3 separate regions of the Homo sapiens genome follow, and regions 2 and 3 are each linked to region 1. Evidence: chromatin loops called from intact Hi-C (ENCODE). Cell type or tissue: heart right ventricle. All regions are shown on one strand.

Region 1 (8,000 bases):
ATGCCTCATAGCTGGTTCCTGTTGTCTACTGTTGCCACACCACCACTACGTTCTTATGCATTCTTCCTCAAAATACCACTGTAGCTTTAATCCATGTTTACTGAAGATTTGAAATAAGAACTTCTCTGGCATCACCATCCTGGGAATTCTACCATCTACTTTACATTATGGGATTTACCTGGTCCTGAAAGACTATACTGTAGGCTAAATAAGAAAGTATTTCGTCGTAACACATCATTTTAATAGTTTTTTTAAAGTGTTATGATACACAGACCTATCTTTAAATGTTGGCTCTCTTTCATTTACAAATTTTATGACTTTTGGCTTGTCCTCTCTCAGCCTCAGTTTTCTAATCTGTAAAATAGAATAGTACCTGCCCAAGGACACAAAGGTTATTATGAGGATTAAATTAAATGAATATAGTGCTTAGCTCATAGAAAGAACTTATATTTTATTTTCTGATTCTCTTAAAATGTTCCTACTCACGGCATTTTCTGTGGGTTTTTGGGTTTTTTTTTTTTTTTAGGCAGCAGACTGTCCTGGGAAGCTGTTCATCTTCCATTCTTCCTTGCCAACTGCTGAAGCACCAGGGAAGCTCAAAAACAGAGATGACAAAAAACTGGTTAATACAGACAAAGAGAAGGTACTTTGTAACTCTTTGAGTATCCATATGTCAATTATTAAGAGGAGTTAAAGAGGCAGTGTGTTCTTCATGTAAGAAAAAAGGGGAGAAACTAAATCTCATAAATTAAGTCCAGGGCATTGCATATTACAGGAATATTTTGGATTACAGACAACTTAAAATATTTTATATTCCTAGAAAAACCGATGTCTGAAATATGTAAATTAAAATAAGGCCCCAGGCTGGGCGCGGTGGCTCATGCCTGTAATCCCAGCACTTTGGGAGGCCAAGGCAGGTGGATTACGAGGTCAGGAGTTTTACCATGTTAGACAAACTCTTCCCTTGGCGGCAGAGGCCTGAGGCATGAAGCACAGGTGTGGGGTTCTCAAAATATGCCTTCACCTAAAACCTCTGACAGTGTAGCAGTGAGGGGAATGTCTGTGGGAAGGATAAGGCTATGGATATAGGGACCCAACTAGTGGTTACACGGCAACACACAAGTTGCCTCATCTAAGTCTGTAAAGTAAGGGCTGCAGTATCAGCTCCATTAGGATTGATGGAGTATCAAATAAAATTAAACACACAATTATTTCACACAGCACGGACCTGGCACAGACTGGGTGCTCAGCAGGTGGCCACTGCACTGATGATGACCACAGTGTGTTTCTTCAGCCCAGTTCACTTAACGGGAAAATGTCTATTTTTCCATTTTGAAAATTCAATAAGAATTCAATAGAAATTTAAAATTTAAACCAAAAACATTTTGTAATTTTTATTTTTTCTTTTTTTTTGCATCTTTTTTCCAGATACTTTTCCAGCCCCAAACAAATGTCTATGACTCATTGGCCAAGGACTGCGTGGCTCACGGCTGCTCTGTGACACTCTTCCTCTTTCCTAGTCAGTATGTGGACGTGGCCTCGCTGGGGCTGGTTCCTCAGCTCACTGGAGGAACCCTTTACAAATACAACAATTTCCAGGTAAATGCCAGCAATTTGTTCACCTTGGTCTTCTACTCCCATTTTAATTTTGTTGTTTAGATTATAGGTTTAAAAAGCTGTGTTCCCTGGTGGGTAGATGACACATATAAATTCAAGAGCAGATGGAAAACAAAGTATACCGTTGGTCCTTTTTATAAGGAGAGTTCTGCATCTTGGCTTCAACCAACCTCGGATCAAAAATACTCAGAACCAAATATTGCATTATACTGAATATGTACAGACTTTTTTCTTGTCATTATCCCCTATAGGATAACAATTATTTACATAACGTTCACATTGTATTGGGTATTACAAGTAACATAGGCAGGGCACAGTGGCCCAATGCCTGTAATCCCAGTGCTTTGAGAGGTTGAGGTGGGAAGATCACGTGAGGGCGGGAGTTCAAAATCAGCCTGGGCTACATAGCAAGACCCTGTCTCTACAAAAAATTTAAAAATAAGTAACCTACAGGTGATTTAAGGGACACGTAAAATGTGTGTAGGTTATATGCAAATATGCCATTTTATGTCAGGGACTTGAGCATCTGGTGGAGTTTGGTATCTGTGGGAGGTTCTGGATCAAATCCCTCACAGATAACGAGAGACAACTGTGTGTGTGTGTGTGTGTGTGTATATATATATATAGGAACCATATATATTTATGGTTCGGCAATTCCATACTTCCTAAGTGTTTGGTGATAGAATGAGCTCATTCATCCTCAGAGTCAAATATCAATGTGAGCTTTCATAATGGAGAAAAATATATTTTATGTAAAATATACTTAAGATAATGTTTTTAAAAGTGACTGCATATTTGTTTTAAATTATTGGGATTTTAGGGATCAATTCATTACACTTCTCTTTTCCAAGCCTGATTGAGAGAGATATTCAAGAGACAATCAAAATGTCAGCACTATAATGGGCCTGAGTCTGCAGGCAAGTGGGCTTGCTGATTCACCCCTGAATTTCACAAACTTATGCGCCCCGGCACAGAGTGGGCACGATCTGAGTTTCTCCTGTGGACCCCTGTGCCTTGAAAAAAACACTGTATTGAGGGACAGAAAATATGTGCCTCCTGCAGGCAAGCTGCCTTCCTATGGAGAGGACCCAGAAGAGGCTGGGCTGTGCCCACCCAGTTCCTTTTCCCAAACTTATTAATCAGATGAGTCACTCCCCATCACCTAAGGAGAAGGGGTCAGGGGTGTACCTCTAATGTGTGTGCCTGGGCAGGCGTGGAGGCATGGACTGGGAAGGTGTATTCTCCAACATAAATGACAAATGTTAGTCATCATCTGTTTTTATTAATCATCAATAAAATTATGAATAGAGACTAGTTACATATTTCTTTATAAACTAAGGGACTTGATAAGACCAAAGATTGTAAATGAAATAAAATTGAAAAAGCTTTAACAACTCTTTCTAAGACTTCTGGATAAAAGTATGTTTTTTCAGATACACTCTAGAAAATAAACTTTTAATAATCATACAGAATTCTGACCCTTACTGATTCTACCCACATTCTGGGTATTGAGGTACATGAAGCCTACCATGCTAATCAATTTTAGCTCCTTTTCCAGTTAGGGGGATAAATTTCATCAGAAGCTTTCCCCCCCCCACTTTTCCAAAAAGGACTTTATCATCTTCCATTCCTGGCATATGTGAATTGTGCTGGGGTTCTTGCTAGGTCCTTTGCTATGTACTGGTGTGATCATCTACATGGTAGTGACTTGGCTTCAAAGAGCAGCCTACCAAGTGATGTGTAGGCAGGGGGTGCTCTGTGGTGTAATCATCCAGGCTTATTACTTTTTTTTTTCTATTTAAGTTTTTGAGTTACTTGCCAACCCCATGTCATTTCTGATATAAAAGGATATTTACTTGTACCTCAGTGTATCCATAATTATTACTGATTCTTTCAATGTTACTAAAAAAGAAATGTTATAATGCAGCAGAGGAAAAGCCAGTAAGATGTAAACAGGCAGTAAAATATTTTATAATAAAAGAGTGTTAATGTTGCCTATGCTGCCATTCAGTTGTTTGTTTACTCCAGTTGTTGCAAAACTGAATCCTGCCGTAGCATTTCTTTCTTATCTTCAACAATACAAATTTTAATAGTCTTTTCCATTCAATAACATTGTAAGATAAAAATGATGGTCAAGAACTATGCAGGCACCACCCAGTTGTATGTAAGCAACTAAAGGGATTATTGTAAAGATTGTGTCTATGATCTCCCTCTTTCCTTTCCTCCTTCATTCCCTTCGTGTTTGGGACTGGGGGGAAGGGATGAGATGCGTGCGTCAGTGTCTCTCCTATGTGTCAAGTAGTAGTGAGAATTTCCTAAAGAGTTTCACTGACAGATGAGAAGCTTTAGAAGCTCAGCTAGTTTGTTTCCTCTCTTGGGTGACCTCTGAGCTCAGTATTGTGCACATGTGCATATTATATAAATGTTGCTTAGTTGTGGAATGTGGACAGTTTTCAGAAATACGGTGATCGTAGAGTAGTTAACAGGGCTAGGAGAAGGGGTTTCTACTTTCCCTGACATAGCTTCACAAAGCTCTGAATGTGGTCAGACTTAAAAAGCCCCAATTGCAAGGTCTTTCCCTAGCCTCATTAAACGGGTATTATACATTGGGTCTTAACCTTGTCTCTAACCCTAAGCCACTGAGTGGATCACTTATGCTCTCTTAATTTTCCCATTTGCAATTAATAACCGATTTTCTCATCCAAGTGTTAAAATGAAAGAAAATAATAGATGAGATTTTAGTTTCAAAAGTTAAGAAACACTGTCCAAAAATGCTATATTTTCTTTAACCAAAGAAGCATAATATATAATAAAAAAATATGCTAAATCGGGATTTTAAAAATAATTATTATAACTCAGGATTAAAATGAGAACGTTATTTTAAGTATTTTACTGCCATCTGGTGGACATTGATTAGACTTTTATTTTTTAGATGCACTTGGATAGACAACAATTTTTGAACGACCTCAGAAATGATATTGAAAAGAAAATAGGCTTTGATGCTATTATGAGGGTTCGTACCAGCACAGGTAATTATCATTTATACAATTCTTCGGGTCTCTCTTGAATAATTGTTTCTTTTTCAAATTAATAACAGGCCAACAAAGAAAATAACAGTAGAATAAAGACAAGCAAAATTTCCCTTTTTCCCTTATCTTTAGGTTTCAGAGCCACTGATTTCTTTGGTGGAATCTTGATGAACAACACCACCGATGTAGAAATGGCTGCCATCGATTGTGACAAGGCAGTGACCGTGGAGTTCAAGCACGATGACAAACTCAGTGAAGACAGTGGAGCCTTAATCCAGGTGATTGAAAGTGTATTCCCACCTTTCGTTATTTTAGTTTGTTGCCGACAATGATCAGTGGGGAGACTGAAATACCATCAAATGTGTTAGTCTCTTCATAAAAAAATTCAACTCTTTCTCCAAAGTCAAAAGTCAGTAGATTAGAACACTCAGTTGGGAGGTTTCTCCATACTCATTCATATTTGCTACTTATATGAAGTGACAATTATGTGTCATTGCATGCAAGTCCAGCAAATTTGTGGTAAGTATCACAGGCATCAGCAAACTGACTTCCAACGGTATTCACTTCTGTTAGGCTTCAGCACCTATTCACATCTACCATATGAATATTAATTTGCTAGGGCTGCTATAACAAACACTACAGAATAAGCAGCTTAAACAACAGAAATTTATTTTCTCACAGTTCTGGAGGCTGGAATTCCAAGATCAAGGTTTCTGAGGGCCTAGAGGGAAGGATCTGTTCCAGGCCCCTGTCCTTGGTTTGTAGATGGTTTTCTTCTCCCTGTGTCTTCACATCATCTTCCCTCTGTTACATGCCTATATCCAAAGTTTTTCCTCTTATAAGGACACCAGTCATAGTGAATTAGGGTGCACTCTAATGAACTCATTTTAATTAATTTACCTCTTTAAATACCTCATCTCCAAATACTTAGGTACTAGGGGGTTAGGACATTTGAGGAGCCACAGTTCAGCCCGTAATACGATGTTAAGCAAGTGGAATAGGATTTGGCTTTCTTTAAAGTGAAACTAACTAGAAGCCATAGAGACTGAATTAAAACAAGAAAAACTATGACCACTAGATATACATGGTCATAGTTTCCAAACATTGGCATCATCTTTAAAGGATGAAGAGAGGCTGGCATTAGGTTGAAGAAGAACTTTTAACTAAAGTTTATTTTTTAATCACATATATTTGGTGAAATGCTTCTATCTATGCATTCTTCAAATGTATATCATCAGCATAAGACCTAAGTCCATTGTGAAAGCTAGTTGTATGTTTTTAAGAAAGTGAGCCTTGAGTAGGGCTCTGAGCACATGAAGGTATTGTTTCTGCCCCTGGATCCCTGGTAATAAAACATGAGCTATGAAAAATGCAGACTAGTTGTAGAAATGTGAAATAGATATTTACATGTGAATCACTCAACAATTTAAACCAGTGAAGTGCTACATTGAAACCCAGCAAATGAATGGGTCATTATTCTCCCATATTTCCTGTTGTTCATTCTTTAACAATAATAGAAAAAAAACTGTGGAAAAATAGTTAGAGGTCTTTTATCTATCTGTACACAGTGTTTTGTAAATGCAAGTAAGATCAAGTTAGCTTGGGTGGATATGTTAATCAGAAAAACATGTGACCTCAATGTTGCTTCTACAGTGTGCTGTGCTTTACACGACAATCAGTGGTCAAAGAAGACTTCGGATTCACAATCTTGGCTTAAACTGCAGCTCTCAGCTAGCTGATCTTTATAAGAGCTGTGAGACAGATGCTCTTATCAACTTCTTTGCCAAGTCAGGTAACACTTTGCCAATCCTGAGGTTCAGTAAACCTTGCTTAGTAATTCAGTCAAGATTTGTCAGTAGCTAAAAAGCACTGTAGTTTTGCAACCTTATGGTGGGTAAATTCAGAACTAATAAAAGCAAAGGCTGAGAGAGAATAGTCAGCATTCCTAACTCTAAATTAATAAGTGAGGTAACTCAGTTCAGGGTCTGGCTATACAGACTTACTTAAAGTTAACTTCTGGGGTGGCAGTCTGAGTTGAAATTTAGGAATATGATGCTTAGACCCTTATTATGGTACATGATCATGCCCTCTGACACATTGGGTTAATGGACAGAGACGATCTCTAATGTTAGACTAAACTTGCTTATCCATACCATGATAACTATGAAATAGAATGGGCCCAAGGTGGAATTTTCTTTGGCTTTCCTTGAGAAATTCTACACTAAAGTTTGGAAAAGGTAGCAATCCAGCCCGTAAGAATTCAGGACATCAAAAAATGACAAATTGGCCTGTCTTTTTTTCTGTGTGTACAATTCTAATATTCTGAAGGTAAATCTGGCCAATATAACCTTTTGCTGTAGGTAGGCCAATGTTCTCCATTAGTTAGATCATCATATTTAGTCAAGAGGAGACCATTAGCAAATGACTTGAACAGATTTAAATGCTATTATTCTTGCTGGGTGGTCTGAAGATAATAGCAACTTGTTCTTTTTTGTTTGATTATTTGAAGAGATCAGTGTCTGAGCTAAAACTCATGTCCTTTTCATTGTTTTGTGATGTAGCTTTTAAAGCAGTTCTCCACCAGCCTTTGAAGGTCATCCGGGAAATTCTAGTTAATCAGACTGCCCATATGTTGGCATGTTACCGGAAGAATTGTGCAAGTCCTTCTGCAGCAAGCCAGGTGAGCTACCTATTGCACATAGATGTTAAAGTGTTACAAACGACTACTCATTTCTTCAGCACATAGCTATAGAAGGCTTATGATGTTGCAGGCACTTAGATGCTGTTACAGTAAACAGTGTAGCTGAGAAGATTAAGAATGCAATTTGGGGGGGCTGTGGTTTTTTTTTTTATAGCCAACATTTAAAAATGTGAACAAAAAAAATGGATGTGCATATTCAGTTGACAGTCACTACGGTATGTATAAACAAAAGAATGTTATATGTAAGAAGTGTCCTAATATAAACAGGATTCTGTTTTGTATCCAGAGATGGGTATTTTGTTATGAAATGTGTATGCTTAAATACATTTTAGGCATATTAACAAAGTTGACATGAGCTGATGGCAGTAATAACATTTTATAAACAAATATAATTTATAAATATAAATACAGGAATTCTTTACATTTAAAAGTTATTAATAGGTGTGAAGAGTTTTCAAAGAATTGACTCTCTCCATCATCTAGTAATTTGAAATTTTAGAAGATTCTTTGAATAAACCTCATTTAGTCTCTCTCCTATAAAAGGAAAAGCAGAACCTCAAGTCCACATTTATTTTGCATTTGCTCTCTTGTTCACATTCTTCTCTATGTCAATAAAAGTTAGATGGCATTTTTTATAGCTGTGTATCAAATAT
Region 2 (8,000 bases), 74 kb before region 1:
TTAACCTTTGTTAAGTTAAAAAAAATACTTGAAGCTGCTTGTGTTATAACTCCTGTTTGAAATATATTTTGTCCTACCTGTATTGTAAAAACAAAAAATGATTCACAGAACTGTATATTTAAAAGTACTAGCATTTATGAAACACCTTTGAAAATGTTTTGGGGAGGTTTTTTCTCCATATAAATGCAACATCCCCAGTTTCTGCTTATCAAATCCAACATCTGTAACCATACCTCATTGCATCCATGAATATATTCTATAGTACATGTATATTCTGCCTGTGTGTAATTACTTCATTTATTCCCTATGACAAACTTTTTTTTTTTTTTTTTTTTTTTTGAGACGGGGTCTCCCTGTGTTGCCCAGGCTGGAGTGCAGTGGCGCGATCTTGGCTCACTGCAAGCTCCGCCTCCCAGGTTCACGCCATTCTCCTGCCTCAGGCTCCCAAGTAGCTGGGACTACAGGCGCCCACCACCACGCCCGGCTAATTTTTTGTATTTTTAATAGAGACGGGGTTTCACCGTGTTAGCCAGGATGGTCTCGATCTCCTGACCTCGTGATCCGCCCTCCTCGGCCTCCCAAAGTGCTGGAATTACAAGCATGAGCCACCACGCCCCGCAGACAAAGTTTTTTTAAAAGACGAAAAAGTATTATTTCTTAAAAAGAAGAAATGTTTTCGTCTTAGGAAACAATGGATTTACAAAACAGACCTTTAATGTAATTCTTGAAATCATTTTTTAGTGATCACAACATATTTTAAATGTGTCATGCAGGACTAGAATTATATTTTTTGTGCTTGTGTTTCACCAGTGTCATTAATTGATTAGAGATATAAAGAAAACTTTTACTGTGAAAAGTTAATGTTTGTATTTTCTATCTTTTATTCATTTTCTTCCAAAAAGTATTTAAGTCAAAGGGTGCTTAGCCTAACTGTGTTGGGCTTTTTGAAAAGTTTGACAGGAGAGAAATTGGATAGTTTTGTTTAACAGTATTTTTGGGTTACAATGTTATTCATTCCATTATTTCTAGCCAATTTTCTGCTATAGGATAGCTTGTACTTGTGCGTACAATGGAAAGAATGGAAAGACCATTTTCTTTTTTTTTTTTCTTGCAACATGTATTTTATTAGGCAGCCTTTCTGTATCATTACAGAAGAGTCCTAAATTATAAAGTCAATTCCGGCTACCGATAAAACATAGACTGCAGAAATAAGCTGTTCAGAGGTATGAGTGGAAAAGAGCATTTTCATCACTCACCTATTTATCTCAAAGTGTGAGATACTATTCTGCAAATATGCTTAATGTCATGCACTCAGAGTAATGGTTGGAAGGTTAATTTTCTGTTTTGTTTATAATAATTATTCAATTTAAACATATGGAGAAAAATGACAAGATAAAATTAGTGTGATGCTTTGAATAGTGCACTCACTGAAGACCTGGAAAAACGCTGGTCCTAGTGTTGTCACAAATAAATTGTGGGACTTCAGGCAAGCACTGGCTTCCCTCAGGCTCTGCTCCTAACCTCTCAATGGCAGTAGGGGGCAGAAGGCAAGACATGGGCCATGGGGAAATAGTTTCCAGTTTTCAGATAGAGAAATTGAAATCAGAGTATACCATTTGGGAAAACTTAATTTAAAATTTAAAATTCATAAGAATTTATAATGTGACTCTCAGGCAGGCTTTAATCGCATTTGGCAGATTAACCATGCTAGGCACATTGTCCAGATAGCGGCCATTGTTTAATGCAGAACAAGAAAAAATAAACGTCTAATAAGTTCAAGCTAAATCAAAGGTAAAGCATGATGTAATTTTTAGATTTTTTTTTTTTCTCTTTGGGACAGGGTCTGGCTCTGTTGCCCAGGCTAGAGTGCAGTGGTGCAGTCTCAGCTCACTGTAGTCTTGACCTCCTGGACTCAAGTGATCATCTTACTTCAACCGCCCAAGTAGCGCCACCACTCCTGGCTAATTTTTTATTTTATTTTGTTTTATTTTTTGTAGAGAAGGGGGTCTCACTATGTTGCCCAGGCTGGTCTTGAATTCCTGGGCTCAAATTGTCCTCCCACCTCAGCCTCCCAAAGTGCTAGGATAATAGGCATGAGCCGCTGCTCCTGGCTGTATTGTTTTCTTGATTTTCATTCTGTTGATGATTAACTTTAGTATAGATAAGGCTCTGGTTGGCTCAGTTTCCCAAATTGATTTCCAGAACTGGTTTTATGCTCACATTAGGATTTTTTTTTTCTGTCTTGGCATGTTCAGCATGTGAGCATAAATATAAGATGATGCTACATGATCATATTGAGTTCATGTCAAGCTTAATTAAAGATTTAGTATATAATATCAGTCATTTTCCTAGGCCTACTAGACAGGCTTAATTTAATTTTACAAGCTATTAACATTATTGTACGCCATTTGCTTGAGACGCTGTGATATTGTTTGACATCCTGTTTTCCTCTCTCAGATTTCCAGGCCCTCCACCTGTCAACAATGTGGCATCCTCACATGCACCATACCAACCCTCTGCACAATCTTCTTATCCAGGTCCTATATCCACTTCATCTGTCACCCAGCTGGGCAGCCAGCTCAGTGCTATGCAAATCAACAGCTATGGTAATAGTTTTATTATTAGTGTTTATTGACTGCCTTGTGTCCTGGTCATTTTTAATGAGAGAGGTTTTCTTCATTTTTAAAATAGATGTAACTAGGGCATACTGTGTTGAAGTAGTATTTGGACATTTTTAATAATAAAGCATCTATCTTATGTATGGCTATAGTTAATTGTTTTCTTGATCATGCTGCCACTTATTTCAAGGTAATTGAAGGACCCTCAGAATACCTTCCATTCAATGATTGAACAATAAGAAAAGACAAAAAATGCTGATTTCACAAATAAACATTAGAATAGTGAAATTATTTTAAGAAATAAATAAGGATAATTTAAACCTTGTATTGTTTATGATGGGGCCCCCAAATCAGAAATATAGTACTCATTGTTTCACAGTGCATTTTAATTATGTGTTTAGATCATGGAAAGAGTGGAAGCTCAGATGTTGTGAGGCAGAAAAGAGAAGATAGGAGAGGAAAGAGTCACAGTACTGAGATTTACATCAACAGAAATGCTGTATATCCTGTGAGTCATGGAAAGCTCCACTGTAATGACAGCACAGTCGGCCATTTATCTAGATGAAGAATGTTTCCATGTTACTTAAAATTAGTTTTCTGAAGTATCATTAAAACCCCTCTATTTTCTGTCTTTTACTCATTTCAAAATGGATAAGTCTCCAAAGAAGCAACCCAGTTTCCCATAATCAGAGAAAGGAAAACATAATCTGGTTTTACAGCTATTTCCAATATGATTGGAGAGCATGTTGGTGGCCCTTCTCTTGTCTCTGGTTATTTCTACCTAATTCTGAAATTTGTTTGGTCAAGTCACGCACAGGATGCAAATAATTTATTGAATGTGCAATTTACCTGAGTAATGCTTGTTATGTAATAGAATTTTTATATGATTTTCTAGATTTGTACCAGATACAGATGCTTTAATTAATGCATATATCATGTAATTACACAACTGAGTTAAAATTTATTCTATGAATTCCCTTACTTAAATTATAAATGTTGCTTTTACCTTTTAAAAATTTTCCAGGCCAGGCATGGTGGCTCACACCTATAATCCCAGCACTTTGGGATGCCAAGGAGGAAGTATTGCTTGAGCCCAGGAGTTTGAGACCAGCCTGAGCAATATCACGAGACCCCAACTCTACAAAAAAAAAAAAAAAAAAAAATGAACTTGGCGTGGTGGTGTGTGCCTGTAGTCTCAGTTACTTGGGAGGCTGAGGTGGGAGGATCACTGGAGCCCAGGATGTTGAGGCTACAGTGGTCCATTATCTTGCCATTGTATTGCAGCCTCAGTGACAGAGCAAGACCCTGTCCTTAAAAAAAAGAAAAAATCCCAGTTGTATAAAATAGCGTTTGTTCTATTTTCTGAATGAAGATTTCAATTTGTGGCAAAAAACCCAAACATGTGTTTCTAAGGGTGTCCTCTTGCTTTATGTCAGGAAAACAAACATCTCTGTCATGTACTTTGCAGAAGTCAGAGAGTTGAGAAATGTGGTATTTAAGTGGGCTGGTCTCCTTTCTCACACAGGTTCAGGCATGGCTCCTCCAAGCCAGGGACCCCCTGGCCCTCTGTCAGCCACATCATTGCAGACTCCTCCACGACCTCCACAGCCTTCCATTTTGCAGCCTGGATCTCAAGTTCTTCCACCACCACCCACCACACTCAATGGTCCTGGTGCCTCACCTTTGCCTCTACCAATGTACAGACCAGATGGGCTCTCTGGGCCTCCTCCTCCAAATGCCCAGTACCAGCCCCCACCTCTTCCAGGCCAGACCTTGGGTGCTGGATATCCTCCGCAGCAGGGTAAGGCGGACAGGGTGCAGGGGAAGGCTTTGTGTTACCCAGGGGAACCCTTAACTGAAAATCAGCTTTGTTCCTATGTTACTAGGTATCTGTCACTTACTTTTAAGAAATGGTAGTTTTTGAAGAGTTTTGGCAAGAGCAAAGAAATGGGGAACCACACTCATACTTGACTCCTTGCTTTTTTTAATAAGATGAAAAATACAACATGCTTGACTGAACAGCATAATATCGTCAACAAGTCTTACATGCTGGATTTGGGATGATAGTCATTTCTCTTTAAATTTTTTCCAAGCAGCCAACTCTGGTCCCCAGATGGCAGGCGCACAACTGTCTTACCCAGGAGGCTTCCCTGGAGGTCCTGCACAGATGGCTGGTCCGCCACAGCCCCAGAAGAAGCTGGATCCTGACTCTATCCCTAGCCCAGTAAGTACTCTTCTCACTCTCACAGTCTCACTCACAAAGGAGCATTAATTTTTCTCAGCAACTCATCAGTTTGTTAGCATTTATCCTGTTCATTAGCATAGAAGTTAGGAGATACTCATCACATAGAGGGAAGGCTTCCTTCCTTATATGCATGTATGGGGGAAAGCATGCTAGGGTTATGGGCATACTAAAGGTCTCCATGAAAGAGCAGCCTGTGCTGATTTTTTTTTTCTTTTTTTTTGGTGTCATATAAACTTGGCAGTGTCTACAATGTTTACATTGACATATTTTGGCAGTATCGCTATCTAATGAGTAATTAACAGACTATATCCTATAGAAATATGCTATTTTAGATAACTAAAGGATCCTTTTCAATAAGAGAAACCCATAGAGACTGAAAGTATATTTTACATCTTGCACAATAAAAAAACAAATTTTTTTTAATGTAAAGTTAGAACTAAACTCTTCACTCAAGTGATTTCTTTGGAGGGTTACTCTTTAATAATTTTATCAGTCAAGCTTTGCAAGGCCATTCTGCATAGCAAACAATCCCCAACTTTGCTTACAACTGCAAAGATGTATTTATCACTCAGTTTACATGTAGGCTGTGGCAGCTGCAGATTGGATTTAGGCTCTGCTTCATCCGTCCTTATCATTCCAAAATCCAGCGTGAAGAGGCAAACACTACTGAGGACATGCTATTTTGTGGCATAGGGAGGAAACAGAGCTGGCCAAAATGTGCAACAGCTCTTAAAGCTTCCACTCATGTGTGGCATGTGTCATAACCACTCATGTGCCCTTGGCTGAAGCAAGTCATAAAACAAAGCCCAATGTCACTGAGACAGGGAAGCTGCCAATCTTATGGCATTGGGATGTAAAATCCTTTTGGAATAATAACGAAATTGGCTACAGTTTATTTTGTGTCTTTGAATAGGTTCGATAAACATAAGTACTTGAAGAATTAGAAATAAAGGAGCAGGAAAAGCTACCATATTAGCTAACTTATGCTGTGTAACCAACTGCTACAAAACAGTAGCTTAGCACTACTGTTTATTAATACTCATGACCCAGTGGGTTCCCGGTTTTTCTAATCTGGGCCAGGTTCATCTGATTTTGGCTGAGCTTGCTCATGCATCTGGGGTCAGCTGGAGGCTTGGCTAGAGTGTGGATGGTTTAGGATAATGTATTAGTTTCCTGTGGCTGCTGTAACAAATTACCACAAATCAGGTGACTAAAAACAACAGAAATGTATTCTCTCACAGTTCTGGGGACCAAAAGTCCAAAATCAATATGTTGGCAAGTGCTGTGGTTTGAACATTTGTCTTCTCCAAAACTCATGTTGAAACTTAATCTCCAGTGTGGCAGTGTTGAGAGATGATTGGGTCGTAAGGGCTCTGCCCTTGTGAATGGATTAATCCGTTCATGGATTAGTGGGTTAATGGATTAATAGGTTATCATGGGAGTGGAACTGGTGGCCTTATAAGAAGAAGAAAAGAGACCTGAGCTAGCACGCTCAGCCCCTTTGCCATGTCATGCTCTGTGCCGCTTTGGGATTCTGCAGAGTCTCCACCAGAAGAAGGCTGTCACCACATGTGGCCCCTCAACCTGGGACGTCTTAGCCTCCATAGCTATAAGAAATAAATGTCTTTTCTTTATAAATTACTGTTTCAGGTGTTATAAGCAATGAAAAACGGACTAAGCAGGGCTGTGCTGCCCCTGAAGGCTGTAGAGGAGAATCTGTTCCTAGGCTCTTTCAGCTTCTGGTGGCTCCAGGTCTTCCTTGGCTTGTGACCATGTGACTCCAGTCTCTGCTTCTGTGGTCACATTGAGTCCTCCTTCTCTTTGTGTCTTCTTCTCTGGGTGTCTGTCTCAAAATTCCTCTGCCTCTTTCTTATACATGTGATTCCATTCAGGGCCAGGATAAGCTCCTCCTCTGAAGATCCTTAACTTAATAAAATTATTTTGCCATATGAGGTAATGAAATGGAAAAGGTTCCCTCGTGCCCCTTGGAGGGCATGCAGTGGGGGTGTGGCTCGCTTCTTCAGTGCTCCAAAGCTCAAATCTCTAGGGGAGGATACAGATGGGCAGGCTGTGGGGCTCCGACTCCCATGGCAGTGTCTAGGGGTGAATGTTTACAGCTGAAGTCCCAGTGGGCGTGTGTTACAGGGTGCTCTTTTAGTTTGCCGTCTATAGGTGACTTGTATTAACCAGCTCAATTAGACCCCTTCCTTATCACAAGGACAGAGGGATTTCTGTATCCCAGGTTTTTGCCTTGCTGTACTGGAAGAATTGGATCACACATGGGCTTGGAGAATGAGTGCAAGGTTTTATTGAGTAGAAGTAGCTCTCAGCAGGTGGGGGAGCCAGAGGGAGATGATTTTCCTCTGGAGTCCCACCACTCAGTGGCCCTGGGTCTCCGACTGCCCCGGCCAAACTCCGCCTCTTCCCATGTCTGTCAGTGTGCTCTTCCACTGGCATTCTCCCTCCACGTCCTCTCGCTGTCCAGCTGCTTGTATCTTTATCCGCTGATGTGCTCCTCTCCACGTCTGGCTGCCTTTGTGTCTCCCCACTAGGAACTCAGGTTTTTATAGGCCCAGGATGGGGGTATGGCGGGCCAGGGTGGTTTTGGAAAATGCAACATTTGGGCACGGAAGGATGAGTGCCTGTCCTCACCTAGGTCCATGGGGGTAGAGCCCTAACCAGGGACCCACCTTTCTCTACCCAGCACTTCCCTGCCCGCCTCCCATATCAGTAATATTCACAGATTTCAGAGATTAGGACATGGACATATCTTTCTGAGGGCCACCACTCTGCCCATCATAGATAGTGTCAATTGTGTGTCTTGTGTTTGGTACCCATCTGTTGATGAGGAATGACCAGGCCACATTGTCAAGTACGGTATACTGGGTTTGTTCATGGGGTGGCAGACATCCAAAAGGGAAGGTAGGAGTGTACGTGGCCTTTTGAAGCTTAGGCTTGGAACTGGCACATCGCTACTTCTGCTACATTTTCTTGGCCAAAGCAAGTCCCAAGACTGCCTCAGATTCAAAAATGGACTTTGCCTCTTGATGGGAGGAGGGGCAAGGCAACATTGAAAAGAGCATTGATACAGGGAAGTGTAGATAATTTTGGCTATTTTTGTAATCTGTCACTTATTC
Region 3 (8,000 bases), 400 kb before region 1:
TCAGAGAGACCGAGTGGGAAGTTGGGACTTTCATTCCTTTTGGCCAGTAACTAGCTCCTTGTCTCCGCAGTCTTAGTGAAGACTACGTGGGAGTCTGAACTCCTGTCCTCTCCCAGCAATAACAAAGAGGCTCCCCTCAAGTTTCAGTGGAGCCAAATAGGGAACCCAGACTTCTACATTCACCTGCAGTAATGAGTTGGCACTCCTGCTGGAGCAGTGTCAGATAAGAACAGATGAAAAAGAAGGTTTATTTAAAGAGCAAGCATCTCAGAACATAATGTGAAAATGTCCAGGCTTAAATTGAAAATCACTTATATATATTATGAAAATCACTTATACAAAGAACTAGAAAAATCTCAAACTGAATGAAAAATTAAAAAAAAAATCAAATGCCAACACTGGGATGACTGAGATATTAAAACTATCTGACAAATATTTTAAAGTACCCATAATTTAAAACAATGCTTCAGAAAGCAGTTAGGAAACCACTTGAAACAAATTCTTTAAATGGAAAGGTTTTTTTTTTTTTTGCCAATGACTCCATCAGCAGCAGCAAAAAAAAAAAAAAAAAAAATCTCAGTCGAGAAATAAAAGATATAAAGAACAAAACAAAAATTTTAGAACTCAAAATATAATAACCTGAGTAAAAAGCTCAGTGAATGGGCTCAATAGTAAAATAGAGGGGGCAAATGAGAAAAATCACTTAGCTGTTAGAATAGAATTTCCCCAATAAGACCAACACAGAGAAAAATAGACTTGAAAACAAATGAACGAGGTATTCTTAGGGATTCATGGGACTCTAATAAAAGATATAGCATTCATGTCATTGAAGTTCCAGAAGGAGAGGAAAAATAAGGGGAGGCTGGAAAAGTACTTAAAGAAATCACGGCTGAAAAATGTCCTAAAGTTGACAAGAGATATAAACTTACAGATTCGAGAAGCTAAGAGAACCCTAAACATAATAAACCTGAATAACTCACAACAAGACTTATAATTAAGCTTCTGAAAACTAAAGACAAAGAGAAAATATTGAAAGCCACCAGAGGAAAACAACTTACTTATATAAGGGGAAAATAACTAGAATAATAGTGGATTTCTCATCAGAAACCATGGAGGCCAAAAGGAAGTTGTACCATATTTTTCTAGGTGCTGCAAGAAAAGAATTGTCAACCCAGAATCCCATACCCAGTGAAATATATCCTGCAAGAAATAAAGGGGAACTTGAGACATCCTCAGATGAAGGAAAACTAAGAGAATTTGTTGCCTGAAAGCCTACCCTAAAAGAATGACTAAATGAAGTTTTCTTAAAACAGAAAGGAAACAATAAAAGAAGGAAGCCTGGAACATCAGAGATAAAGAAGGTATATAGTAAGCAGAAATATAGCTATATACAATAGGCTTCCCTTCTCCTCTTGGGCTTTCTAAATTATATTTTATTGTAGAAGCCAAAATTATAATACTGACTGATGTAAATGTATGTAGAAGAAATACTTAAGACAATTATTTTATAAACAGGAGAGGATAAAAAGACATCAAAGTAGATTTTTTTTTTTTTTGAGACAGAGTCTTACTCTGTCACCCAGGCTGGAGTGCAGTGACCCGATCTTGGCTCACTGCAACCTTCGCCTCCCAGGTTCAAGTGATTCTCCTGCCTCAGCCTCCCGAGTAGCTGGGATTACAAGTGCCTGCCACCACCACACCCAGCCAATTTTTGTTTTTTTAGTAGGGACGGGGTTTCTCCACGTTGGCCAGGCTGGTCTCGAACTCCTGACCTCAAGTGATCCGCCCACCTCGGTCTCCCAAAGTGCTGGGATTACAGGCATGAGCCACCGTGCCTGGCCAAAAGTAGATAAATTTTCTATACTTGCACTGGTAAAATGACAACATCAGTAGACTGTGATAAGTTATGCATATATAATGCAATACTTAGAGCAACTCCTGAAAGCTATATGAACAGATACATTTGAAAACACTATACCAAAATGAAACTCTGAAGTAATCTCCAGGAAGGCAGAAAAAAAAAACAGGAATGTAAAACAGAGATGACAAATAGAAAACTAAAAATAAAATTACATACTTAAGCTCTAAGACATTAATAAATTAAATGTAAATAATCTAAATACATCAATTGATGTCAGATTGGATTAAAGGTGAACCAACTATGGTTTGTTGGACGATGCTGCCTACATGAAACTCACTGCCTATGATAACATTATAAGCAAGTGAAAGTAACAGATTGGAAAAATATATATCAAGCAACATCAACCAAATATTACCTGATATTAATATCAGATAAAATCACAGCAACAAAGATTACCAGAAACAGAGGAGGGCATTATATAATGATTAAAGTGCGAATCCACAAAGATTGCCTAGAAATCCCAAATGTACATGCACCAAAAACAGAGCTATAAAATATTTAAAGTAAAAAAGTAGAACTAAAAGGAGAAATAGACAAATCTACAATTATAGTTGGAAACTTCAATCCCCCCATCTCAGCAGATGATAGAACAACTAGGCAGAAGAGCAGTAAGAATATAAAATTCTACAATATTAGCAACGAATAGGACTTAATTGACATTTATATTTTATTCAACAACAATAGAACACACATTTCTTTCAAGTGCCAGTGGAATATATATCAAGATAGACCATATCCTGGGCTATAAAATAAACCTCAACAAATTAAAATGGTTAAATTATTCAGATTGTTAGCGCTGATCACAATAAAACCGAACTAGAAATTAGTAACAGAATGATAACAGGAAAATCTCCAAACACTTGGAAACTAATCAACATACTTCTAAATAGTTCATGGGACAAAAAGGAAGTCTCAAAGGAAATTAAAAATTCAGTGAACTAAACGAATTTGAAAATACAGCATATCAAAATTTATGGGAAACAGTCAACACAGTGCTGAGAGGAATATTTATAGCACTAAATGCACAGTTAAAAAAGAAAAAAGTATCAAATCAATAAATAAGTGTCTACCCCAAAAAATCTAAAAAAAAAAGATGAACAAAATAAACTCAAAGCAAGCAGAACGAAAGAAATAGTAAAGATAAGAGCAGAAACCAGTGAAATAAAAAACAGAAAAACAACAGAGAAAATCAATGAAGTATGGAGCTGGTTTTTAAAAGATCAGTAAAATTGATAAATCTCTAGTAAGATTAACATGGAAAATATAGAGAAGACACAAATTAACAATATTAGGAACAAAATCAGAGATATCATTACAGACACTGCAGATAGCAAACAGATAATAAGAATATTAATACTACAAACAATTCTACATATAAATTCACATAAACTTGAGCACTTAGAAAAAATTGACCAGTTCCTCAAAAAGCACAAATTACCTCAGTTCACCCAACATGAAATGAGTACTTGATTAATTATATAACTATTCAGGCAATTCAATTTATAGTCTAAAAATCTCCTCACCCCACAAAAGGCTTCAGACTTAAATCATTTCACTGGAGAATTCTACCAAATATTTAAAGAACAATTATCACCAATGTCACATAATCTCTGCCCCAAAATAGAAGAGAGTTCTTCCTAGTTCATTTCATTAAGGTAATAATACACTGATACCAAAGCCAGAGAAAGACAACACACACAGACAGGCCAGGTGGGATGGCTCACGCCTGTAATCCTAGCAGTTTGGGAGGCCTGAGGCAGGTGTATTGCTTGAGCTCAAGAGTTCAAGACCAGCCTGAGCAACATGGTGAAACCAAGTCTCTACCAAAAACACACACACACACACACACACACACACACACACACACACACAGTTTTAGCTGGGCATGGTGGTGGGTTGGTCCCAGCTACTTGGGAGGCTGAGGTGGAAGGATCAGTTGAGCCTGGGAGGTGGTTGCAGTGAGCTGAGATCAGGCCACTGCACTCCAACATGGGAGACAGAGTGAGACCCTATCTCAAAAAAAAAAAAAAAAAAAAAAAACCACACACGCACACAGAAAAAATTACAAAACAATATCCCATATCCCACATACACGTAGAAGCAAAATCCTTAACATATTATTAGCAAATATAATTAAGCAATATATGAAAAGAATTTTATATCATGAGCCAGTGGGGTTTAATCCAGGGAGGCAAGGCTGTTTCACTATTCAAAGATCAATCAATGTAATTCACTATGTTAATAGGCTAAGGAAGAAAAATCACATTACTGTATCTTTGAGATCTAGAGCTAGGCAAAGATTCACCATGTTAATGGGCTAAGGAAGAAAAATCACTTTAGTATATCTTTGGGACCTAGGGCTAGGCAAAGAGTTGCTAAACAACACCAAAATCATGATCCATAAAAGGAATAATTGATAAACTGGACATCATCAAAATGAAAAACTTTTGCTCTGAGACAGACCCTACTAAGAGGATGAAAAGACAAGCTACAGAATGGGAAACAATATTTTCAAAACATGTAACCTTGAAAACAGTCTAGCATAAATACAGAACTATCAAAATTCACTATTAAAAAAGCAAACAATCCAATTAGAATGTGGGCCAAAACATGAAGAGGCATTTCAACTGAAGAAGATATACAGATGGCAAATAAGCATTTGAAAAGATGGTAAACATCATCAGTCACTAGGGAAATGCAAATTAAAATCACAATGATATATCACTATACACCTATCAGAATGTCTTTAATGAAAAATGATGACAGCACCATTTGCTGGTGAGGATGTGGAGAAACTGGGTCACTCATACATAGCTGCTGAAGATATAAAATGGTACAGACACTCTAGAAAACAATTTAATAAATTCTGTTATAAACTGAATGCAGAACTACCCTGCAATACTGGACATTTATCCCAGTGAAATGAAAACTTGTGTTCTTGAAAAATCATATACCCAAATGTTCATAGCATCTTCCTTCTTGATAATCAAAAACTGAAAACAACCCAGATGTACTTCAATGGGTAAACTATTAAAAACACTGTGGTCCATCCACAGCATGGTATTCAGCAACAAAAGGGAACAAATCATTGAGAACAAGACCCGGGTGAATCTCTAGAGAATTACACTGAATGAAAAAGCCATTCCCAAAAGGTTATATGCTGTATGATTCCATTTGTATATCATTCTTGAAATTACAGAAAAATTATAGAAATGGAGAGCAGAATAGTGATTGGTCAGGGTTTAAGGAGAGATGGGGCCTAGAGAGAAGTGGGTATGGCTATGAAAGGGCAACATGAGGGACCCTTATGGGAATGGAAATATTATGTCTCTTGACTGTATCAATGTCAATATTCTGGTTGTGATATTGTACTATAGTTTTGCTCGATGTTACCACTGGGAAAGGGCACATGGGATAGCCCTGTATTACATCTTAACAACTGCAGGTGAAACTATGATTATCTAAAAAAAACTCAAAATAAAAAATTTAATTAAGAGCTATCAAGCCATGAAAAGACATGAAGGATTCTTAAATGTATATTTCTAAGTAAAAGAAGCCAGTCGGAAAAATCTACTTACTGTATGATTCCAGCTATTTGACATTCTGGAAAAGACAAAACTAGAAGGTAGCATAAAGATCAGTAGTTGCCAGGGACTTGGAAGGAGGTAGAGAGAGACGGATGAATAAGTGGAGCATAGAGGATTTTTAGGGCCGAGAAACTATCCTGTGTGATGCTGTAATGGCAGATATACGACACTGCATTTGTGAAAGCCCGTAGAACTGCGTAACACAAAGAGTGAATCCTAATGTAAACTATGGACTTTAGTTAATGCTGTGGTTTGAATGTCTGTCCTTTCCAAAGCTCATGTTGAAATTTAATTGCCAGGCCAGGCGCGGTGGCTCACGCCTATAATCCCAGCACTTTGGGAGGCCCAGGTGGGCAGATCATGAGGTCAGGAGTTCGAGACCAGCCTGGCCAATGTGGTGAAACCGCATCTCTACTAAAAATACAAAAATTAGCCATGTGTGGTGGTGTGCACCTGTAATCCCAGCTACTCGGGAGGCTGAAGCAGGAGAATCGCTTGAACCTGGGAGGCAGAGGTTGCAGTGAGCTGAGATCAGGCCACTGCACTCCAGCCTAGGTGACAGAGCAAGACTCCATCTCAAAAAAAAAAAGAAAAAAGAAAGAAAGAAATTTAATTGCCATTGTAACAGTATTAAGAGCTCAGACCTTTAAAAGGTAATTAAGCCATGAGTACCCCACCCTCATGGGTGGGATTTGTGACCTTATAAAAAGATGAATTCAGCCCCCTTTTCTCTCTTGTCCTCTGCCATTTGATGACTCAGCAAAAAGACCCTCCCTTGATGCTGGCACCTTAATATTGGACTCCCTGGCCTCTGGAACCATGAACAATGTCTTTCATTATAAACTACCCAATCTCAGGTATTCTGTTATAGCAGCACAAAATGGAGTGCAACAGTTATCAATATTGGTTCATCAGTTGTTACAAATACACACTGATGCAAGATGCTAATAATAGAGGAAACAGCAGCGGGGAAGAAGTTTATACAGCAACTCATCGTACTTTCTCCCTCACTTTCCTGCAAGTCTAAAACTCTAAAAAATAAAGTCTATTATTAAAATGTTTAAAAATTTTTATACTTCTTCCTAATGCAATGCAGAACAGCTTTGTCTGGCTCTCTAGTATCCCCAAACAAAACAAAGCAAAATGCTGCACTTCACAGTCCCCAGGAATGGTAGAAATAGCCTATGGAAAAGGCATAAGAAAAACAGAGCAGAGTACATGAGGGTATTTTGCAACAATTTCCCGGGAGTTGCTCGTCAGCTTTGCTGAGTTCTACAGGGAATATTCACCCTTGCTTATTTGCAAGTGTTTGGAGTCTCTGTCACTATGTGTTTGGACCATGGAAGGATGAGCAAGTTTATTTTTTAGTGTGTCTATGAATATCCCTCAACATACTAGACAATGTGATGGGGATGCGATATTTCAACTTTTTGATTCTGGATTCAAAATAGCAAGTTCAATTTAGATTATAAAAGATAGAAGAGACGTTACGCTCTTGAGGTTATTTATATCCATTGTAACTGTATAGGGAAAATATGTAATGTTCTACTACTGCATATCTGTTTCCAGCTCTGCATTTAGTGCTTCCATGGTGGTAGCTTGAATTTGGCCATGGTGGAAGCATTTATACCACAGAAATTTGCAAATTCTACAAATCAAAACATCCCTACTGCTGCCCCATTCAAGAAGCAATTGTTAAATATATAATAGCATACTAATGGGCACATCCATCAGTGTCAGGGATGTATTGCATAAACAAATAAAACACACAAACAAAATTTTCCAAGGTTTTCTTCCCTTCCCTTCCCTTCTAATAGTTAAATTTATGATGTCACTGGAGCAAGGGTTTCAGAACCATTTGTGAGTTAAGGAATCTAATGCATGATCACTCTCATTACTTAAACTTTCAGAGTCAAGAACGCTGTCAGCTGAGCACACAGATTCTAAGTTCAGCTGTTGCCTGCCCTTCGCTGCAAACCCTTGCACAGGTTCTTAACGGTGTGTTTAATCTTGATGCTTGATAAATGATATGTTTTATTTAGAATACATATCCTTGCCTTCATGGCTTAGAAGGTTGTCTTTGTGGCATTAGATCATCTATTAAAAATAAGGCCGGGCATGGTGGTTCATGCCTGTAATCCCAGCACTTTGGGAGGCTGAGGCAGGTGGATCACCTGAGGTCAGGAGTTTGAGATCAGCCCTGCCAACATGGCAAAATGTCTCTACTAAAAAAATACAAAAATTAGCCAAGCGTAGTGGCAGGCACCTGTAATTCCAGCTACTCGGGAGGCTGAGGCAGGAGAATCACTTGAACTCAGGAAGTGGAGGTTGCAGTGAGCGGAGATTGCACCACTGCACTCCAGCCTGGGCAACAGAGCAAGACTCCATCTCAAAAAAAAGAAAGAAAGAAAGAAAGAAAATAATATGGTTAGGTGTACTTTCTTATTGGTGTCATTTATACTGAGAACTTCAGTTAGATGAGTTAATCTAAT

What was found. Hi-C counts contacts between places; a loop is a spot of excess contacts. Peaks named below come from ENCODE experiments on the same cell type or tissue, not always from the same donor. Only the 100,000 strongest peaks of a DNase experiment are listed, where the experiment ranks them.
Region 2: a loop joins it to region 1, with 1.9 times the contacts of the local background. A loop is called at or near these places in 2 of 110 quality-filtered maps.
Region 3: a loop joins it to region 1, with 3 times the contacts of the local background. A loop is called at or near these places in 4 of 110 quality-filtered maps.

The regions. Positions count from the first base shown.
Region 1 is chr4:118,737,587-118,745,586 of GRCh38, reverse strand. It overlaps SEC24D (SEC24 homolog D, COPII component), which reads left to right. Exons shown (of 23, transcript NM_014822.4): 14 at 527-643; 15 at 1,429-1,599; 16 at 4,550-4,646; 17 at 4,779-4,924; 18 at 6,300-6,438; 19 at 7,208-7,326. Among named protein-coding and RNA genes, the nearest start is that of METTL14, 56 kb to the right of the region's middle. In heart right ventricle, CTCF peaks have their summits at 4,313 and 4,516 (motif pointing left); no DNase peak of the experiment used is centred here; H3K4me3 peaks cover 876 bases; H3K27ac peaks cover 4,476 bases.
Region 2 is chr4:118,811,870-118,819,869 of GRCh38, reverse strand. SEC24D (SEC24 homolog D, COPII component) reads left to right here. Exons shown (of 23, transcript NM_014822.4): 4 at 2,458-2,606; 5 at 4,144-4,419; 6 at 4,715-4,842. Among named protein-coding and RNA genes, the nearest start is that of SEC24D, 20 kb to the left of the region's middle. In heart right ventricle, no CTCF peak of the experiment used is centred here; no DNase peak of the experiment used is centred here.
Region 3 is chr4:119,141,300-119,149,299 of GRCh38, reverse strand. All of the region lies in intron 2 of MYOZ2 (myozenin 2), which reads right to left. LOC105379404 (a long non-coding RNA gene) reads left to right here. Exons shown (of 2, transcript XR_001741421.2): 2 at 1-3,049. Among named protein-coding and RNA genes, the nearest start is that of MYOZ2, 9.5 kb to the right of the region's middle. In heart right ventricle, no CTCF peak of the experiment used is centred here; no DNase peak of the experiment used is centred here; H3K4me3 peaks cover 7,479 bases; H3K27ac peaks cover 4,121 bases.